Regions from separate parts of the Homo sapiens genome. Here region 2 is linked to region 1. A link is an interaction called in ENCODE POLR2A ChIA-PET data of the cell type or tissue named here. Cell type or tissue: GM12878. All regions are shown on one strand. Each heading gives the region's core, and the rest is flanking DNA. Links, peaks and the distances in the headings are about the cores only.

Region 1 (2,917 bases), core at 1-2,500:
ATCAGGCTTTTTTTTAGACAGGGTCTTACACTGACCCAAGCCGGAGTACAGTGGCGCAATCTTGGCTCACTGCAGCCTCCACCACCGCTATTCAAGCTGGGACTACAGGCACATGCCACCACACCCAGCTAATTTTTGTAGAGACATGGTCTCACCATGTTGTCCAGGCTGTCTTGAACTCCTGAGCTCAAGCAGTCCACCTGACTCAGCCTCCTAAGTGCTGAGATTACAGGCGTGAGTTACTGCGCCCAGATGCTTTCTTCTTTCTCAGATTATCAAAGAAATATATGTTCCTCACTGTAGGAATTTTGAAAAGGAATTCCGCAGAAACCACCTGCAACCTCAAATTATATCCACCATTAAAATATTGGCATATTTTCCCCAAAATGGTTCTATTTTAAATGGAAACCAAAATATTCCTATGTATCATTTCTTGTTGACTCCAAAAAATGTACTTTTAATGATTTTATTTATTTATTTATTTATTGAGACTGGATCTTGCTCTGTTGCCCAGGCTGAAATGCAATGGCATGATCTTGGCTCACTGCAGCCTCAACCTCCCGGGCTCAAACAGTCCTCCTCCCTTAGCCTCCCAAAAAGCTGGGACTACAGGTGTGAGCCACTGCACCTGGCTAATTTTGTTCATTTTTTTGTAGAGACAGGGTCTCCCTATGTTGCCCAGACAGGTCTTAAACTCCTGGACTCAAGTGATCCTCCTGCCTCTGCCTCCCAAGATGCTGGGATTATAGACATGAGCCACCTTGCTCCGCCCTTTTAAGAATTTTAAATTGACTCAACTCTTTATCAAGTTGCATTGAAAAGATAATATGAATTAAACATATGTGAACTGGCCCCAGTACATTTTCACACTGGTAGTGCAATGCAGAAGTGAAGCCTTTTAACTTTGACTTAACCTTTAAAAAAGGTACCTACTGATAGAATAAGCTAAAAGTTGCAAATCGTTGAAGTATGTCCACTGGGTCCCAAAACTGGAAGTTCACTGAGGCCTGTCTTCCTGGCCAGGTGTCACAGGGAATCCTGTACTCTGGCCCAGGGCTATTCTATCTTTTCTGTTTTTTTTTTTATATGTATAATTGCATAATGCTCTATTTTGATTGTCTGCCTTGTACAATTTGTATGTATGCATGTATCTTTTGTCCTGAGTTAGACTATGACTCAGGGTTTCTCAACCTTGATTATTTTGGACAACATAATTCTTTTTTTTGTGGGTGTTGGGGGGCGGTGGTGGCAGAGAGCAGAGTCTCACTCTTGTTCAGACTGGAGTGCCATGGCGTGATCTTGGCTCACTGTGACCTCTGCCTCCCAGTAGCTGGGTAACCTCCTGAGTAGCTGGGATTACAGGCATGCACCACCACACATGGCTAATTTTTGTATTTTTTGTAGAGACGGGGTTTTGCTGTGTTGCCCAGGCTTGTATCGAACTCCTGGCCTCAAGTGATCCACCCGCTTCGGTTTCCCAAAGTGCTGGGATTATAGGCATGAGCCACTGTGCCTGCCCTCACATAATTACCTTTGGGGAAGCTGTCCTGTTCATTTCAGAATGTTTAGCAGCATTTCTGGCCCCTGCCTACTAAGTTCCACTGGCTCGTCTCCCACCAAGTCATGGTGGGACAATCAAAAATGTCTCCAGATGTTACAGAATAACTCCTAGGAAGGGAGTGAATCCCTGCTAAATCCTCCCCACAATTGAGAACCACATTTATAGCTCCTCAAGGTTAGAAGCCATGTCATATAAATTCCTGTGTTTCCTGCCTAGCACATAGTAAGCATTTTTATTGTCCAAACAATATCATTGCTTCATGAAAATAATAGCTTTTTTTTTTTTTTTTGAGACCGACTTTCGCTCTTGTTTCCCGGGCTGGAGTGCAATGGCACGATCTTGGCTCACCGCAACCTCCGCCTCCTGCGTTCAAGCGGTTCTTCTGCCTCAGCCTCCCGAGTAGCTGAGATTACAGGCATGTGCCACCATGCCCAGCTAATTTTTTTGTGTTTTTAGTAGAGACGCGGTTTCTCCATGTTGGTCAGGCTGGTCTCGAACTCCTGACCTCAGGTGATCCACCTGCCTCGGCCTCCCAAAGTGCTGGGATTACAGGCGTGAGCCACTGCACACGGCCCTTTTTTTTTTTTTTTTTTTTTTTTTGAGACAGCATCTTGCTCTGTCACCCAGGCTGGAGTGCAGTGATGTGATCCCACTGTAGCCTTGAACTTCCCGCTTAAGTGATCCTCCCACCTCAGCCTCCTCAGTAGCTGGGACTACAGGTGTGTGCCACCACACCTGGCTAATTTTTGGGGTGTGTTGGGGGGTATTTTTTGTAGAAATGGGGTTTTGTCATGTTGCCCGGGCTGGTCTCAAACTCCTGGGCTTAAGTGAACCTCCCACCTCCCAAAGTGCTAGTATTATAGGTATGAGCCACTGCACCCAGCCTGATGTTTTTAAAACACTTACTCTTTGTATTGTTCAAGGCTCTTTACATATAGTAACTCATTTAATCCTCCCAGCAACCCTCCAAAATAGGTACTCCTATTGTGCCTTTTTTACAGTCAAGAAACTAAGGCTTGGCCAGGTGCGGTGGCTCATGCCTGTAATCCCAGCACTTTGGGAGGCCGAGGCGGCGAGGCGGGTGGATCATGAGGTCAGGAGTTCAAGACCAGCCTGGCCAAGACGATGAAACCCCGTCTCTACGAGAAAATACAAAAAAATTAGCCGGGCATGGTGGTGGACACCTGTAATCCCAGCTACTCGGGAGGCTGAGGCAGGAGAATTGCTTGAACCAAGGAGGTGGAGGTTGCAGTGAGCCAAGATCGCGCCACTGCACTCCAGCCTGGGCGACAGAACGAGACTCCCTCTCAAAAAAAAGACAAAAAACGAAAAAGGAAACTAAGGCTCAAAGAGTTT
Region 2 (2,919 bases), core at 308-2,807, 240 kb after region 1:
ATTTAGGGTTTTACTAGGTGAACTTTGAATAAGTTCTGTATCATTGCCTTCTAACAGTATTACCATAAAGCTCTTACCAATATAATTGGAAAATTTCTGGGTGTCCCTCAAAGCCCTCATACAGTCTTTAATGTTCACCATGTTATCTTCTGCAAGGAAAAGAGAGAGATGACAAACAAGAACCCCTAGACAAAGTAATACTTAAAGGCTAGTATCAAAATCAGCATATGACTTATATATTTCTCGAACATTTTATTTACAAGGTACTTTTAGATTCATTTTCATCCATTAAGCCTCGCAATAACCCTACAATGTTGTAGGTATACTAAGTTCTGATTCTACCTATAATGGGAACTGAAGTACAAAGAAAGCCCCAGTAACTCTGACCAGTAATTTGGTCAAAGGTGGCAAAGCTAGGATTTCTATTCACAGAACTTGAATTCCTAAGATGTTTTTCATTCGCTAAATCAAGATAGCAATGAGGACAGAGCATTCTAACAAGCCCACTTCCACAAAATCTAGACCCGCTTGTATAGAAGTATTCTCATAACTGCAAAAGAGGAAATTAAGAGGAAAGGCTCCGTTTCAAAGATTACATTTATAGTAACATAAGCAAATACCTATAGACCTTGCACATCTTCTTTACTCCTACAAAAAAAAAACCTGAGAGTAATATTTAAAATGCTTACCAGAAACAAAATCTGATTGAAGAATTTTCTCTACCTCTTCTTTAGGTGACTTAATCCCAACATTTCTTAGAAAGTCTTCCAAGTTCTTCCCAGCTATCATGTCACCTTCCAGCAAATCAGCAGCTAAGACAACTTCCTGTAACTCTATAAATAGAAAAAAAGTTAATTAATAAAAAGCAGTAGCCATCACTCAAGACATTTGTTAGTGGAAATCCATAGTTTATTATTGTATCCTGAACTGAGGAATAAGAAATCTCAGAGAGAAATTCTCCCCTCATAGAATTCTATGGCCAGCAGCACAATGTGCAAAGAGTTCTCTTGATCTATCACGTTTCTCTGGTGCGTTTATAAAATTTGCACAACCAAAATCACTCATATAGCTGAATTTTTCACTGCAATTATACAAAGTAATTATTTTGCTGTGGACCTCTAATGATATCAAATAAAATTAACTCATCAGATATAGGCAAAATAACTTTCAGAATTATGAAAAACGTAAAATATGAGACAAGATTTACAAGGGCTCATTCAGTTTTCCTTTTCAGTTCCACCAGGACCCAATTGTACCCTAGTGTCTGGAATGTTGCTTTATTTCCAGCACTGGTTAAGTCAGACCAGCATTCAAAGTCTGGCTCCAGGATTTGTAACCTGGAACTGTGCAACTGTGAGCAAATTATTACTACTTAATGTCTCGTCTAAAATGGGATAATACTATCTGCCTCACAAGGTTGATGTGGAGAGTAAATATAACAATGTATAAAAAGTACTTAAGATAGCATTAGACATATAATGCCTCAATAAATGTCATATTTATAGAATAAAATTAGTTTTATTATTATTATTAAAGTCAACAGAAACTAGCTGCAAATAGTAATCACAGTTTAAGTCTTATGTCCTGCCTCACTTTCTATTCCTCTAACATCACTGGGATGCAACTACAGATGGCAATCTGAGCTTTGCTGACACCCAGAAAACCTGTATCAGCTCTGCTTTCTTGCCTTAGCACTTGATTTCCTTCAAAAACAGTTTCTTTGCACAACCACCTTGAGTAGAGTCTGCTCATCCTCCCATGCTCCACATACTGTAAGACCAGGAAGCAGAATAGCATTTTCCTGTCTTTCTGCTGCTGCTATCAGGCCATTTTAGTTCCACCTTCAATCAAACCTTATCCCTCTCCCATGAGGCTCAGGCCTGTTATTCAACTATGCCACTCTCCTGACAACAGTATTGATTACTGTCTGATCACTCCTTCACATTCTCTGAGGATTTTGGCACTTTGATCATAATCCTCCTTCTACCTCTCATCCCAATATCATCCAATGATAATAAGGATGAGCCTGGCCTCAGAGCACTTTGACCTCTTAACTTCAAAAGGCCTTTATTTCCTTTCCAAAGTCATCCACACCAATGGCTACCCTTAATCCTTATCATTACCTAGAATTGTCTATTCCACCTCTAAAATCTTAAATTGCAAGGTCAGACACTGACCATATTCCCTTAAAATTACATGTGTAGATACTGAAAGAAGGCATAGAACTTCATACTATGCCTATTCTCTTGGCTCCTCCAAGTTCTTTAACAAATAGTCTAGACAGAGTAAACCAGCTTTATCAGTTAGTAATGAAGGATACATTCTGAAAGCCAAGTTCCTATATGCCAGCCAATGTTTAATCAAAACCAAGTTTCATCTGCGTATAAACATATCAATGCCAACATGTTAACCAGAAATTAGGTGAACACACAGCATTAAAAACAAAAACAAAAGCAAGTCCTTTCAATAAAAGTAAATCTAACCGTTATAAATAATTCAGTACTTACCTTCTAACCTGGCAGCATCACGCATATTCCTTACTACTTTTGCAAATTCTTCAAATTGTACTTTGTCACCTTCTGTGAGAAAAAACACTTTTAATAGACCAACCTCATTACGCAAAAGTCAGATCCAATAAAGCAACCTATAAAAATGTAAACCATTTGATGCACTCCTAAGAATCATATTTCCTTTTCATATTTTTGAATAACCAAAGGATTAATTTTATGGGATTAATAAATATTAAGACTATAGAAGTCAGGCTGATGGCTGGGCGTGGTGGCTCACGCCTGTAATCCCAGCACTTTGGGAGGCTGAGGTGGGTGGACCATGAGGTCAGGAGTTCAAGACCATCCTGACCAATATGGTGAAACCCCATCTCTACTAAAAAATACAAAAATTAGCCGGGTGTGGTGGCAT

Evidence for each region. Peaks named below come from ENCODE experiments on the same cell type or tissue, not always from the same donor. Only the 100,000 strongest peaks of a DNase experiment are listed, where the experiment ranks them.
Region 2: POLR2A ChIA-PET joins it to region 1 with 7 read pairs; 2 of 35 experiments call an interaction of 5 or more read pairs at or near these places.

The regions. Positions count from the first base shown.
Region 1 is chr17:47,641,588-47,644,504 of GRCh38, reverse strand. The region is part of intron 1 of KPNB1-DT (KPNB1 divergent transcript); the gene reads left to right. Among named protein-coding and RNA genes, the nearest start is that of KPNB1-DT, 6.4 kb to the left of the region's middle. In GM12878, for the core only: no CTCF peak of the experiment used is centred there; no DNase peak of the experiment used is centred there.
Region 2 is chr17:47,401,792-47,404,710 of GRCh38, reverse strand. It overlaps EFCAB13 (EF-hand calcium binding domain 13), which reads right to left. Exons shown (of 25, transcript NM_152347.5): 18 at 2,508-2,579; 19 at 690-833; 20 at 78-149. Among named protein-coding and RNA genes, the nearest start is that of EFCAB13, 79 kb to the right of the region's middle. In GM12878, for the core only: no CTCF peak of the experiment used is centred there; a DNase peak (open chromatin) is centred at 1,753.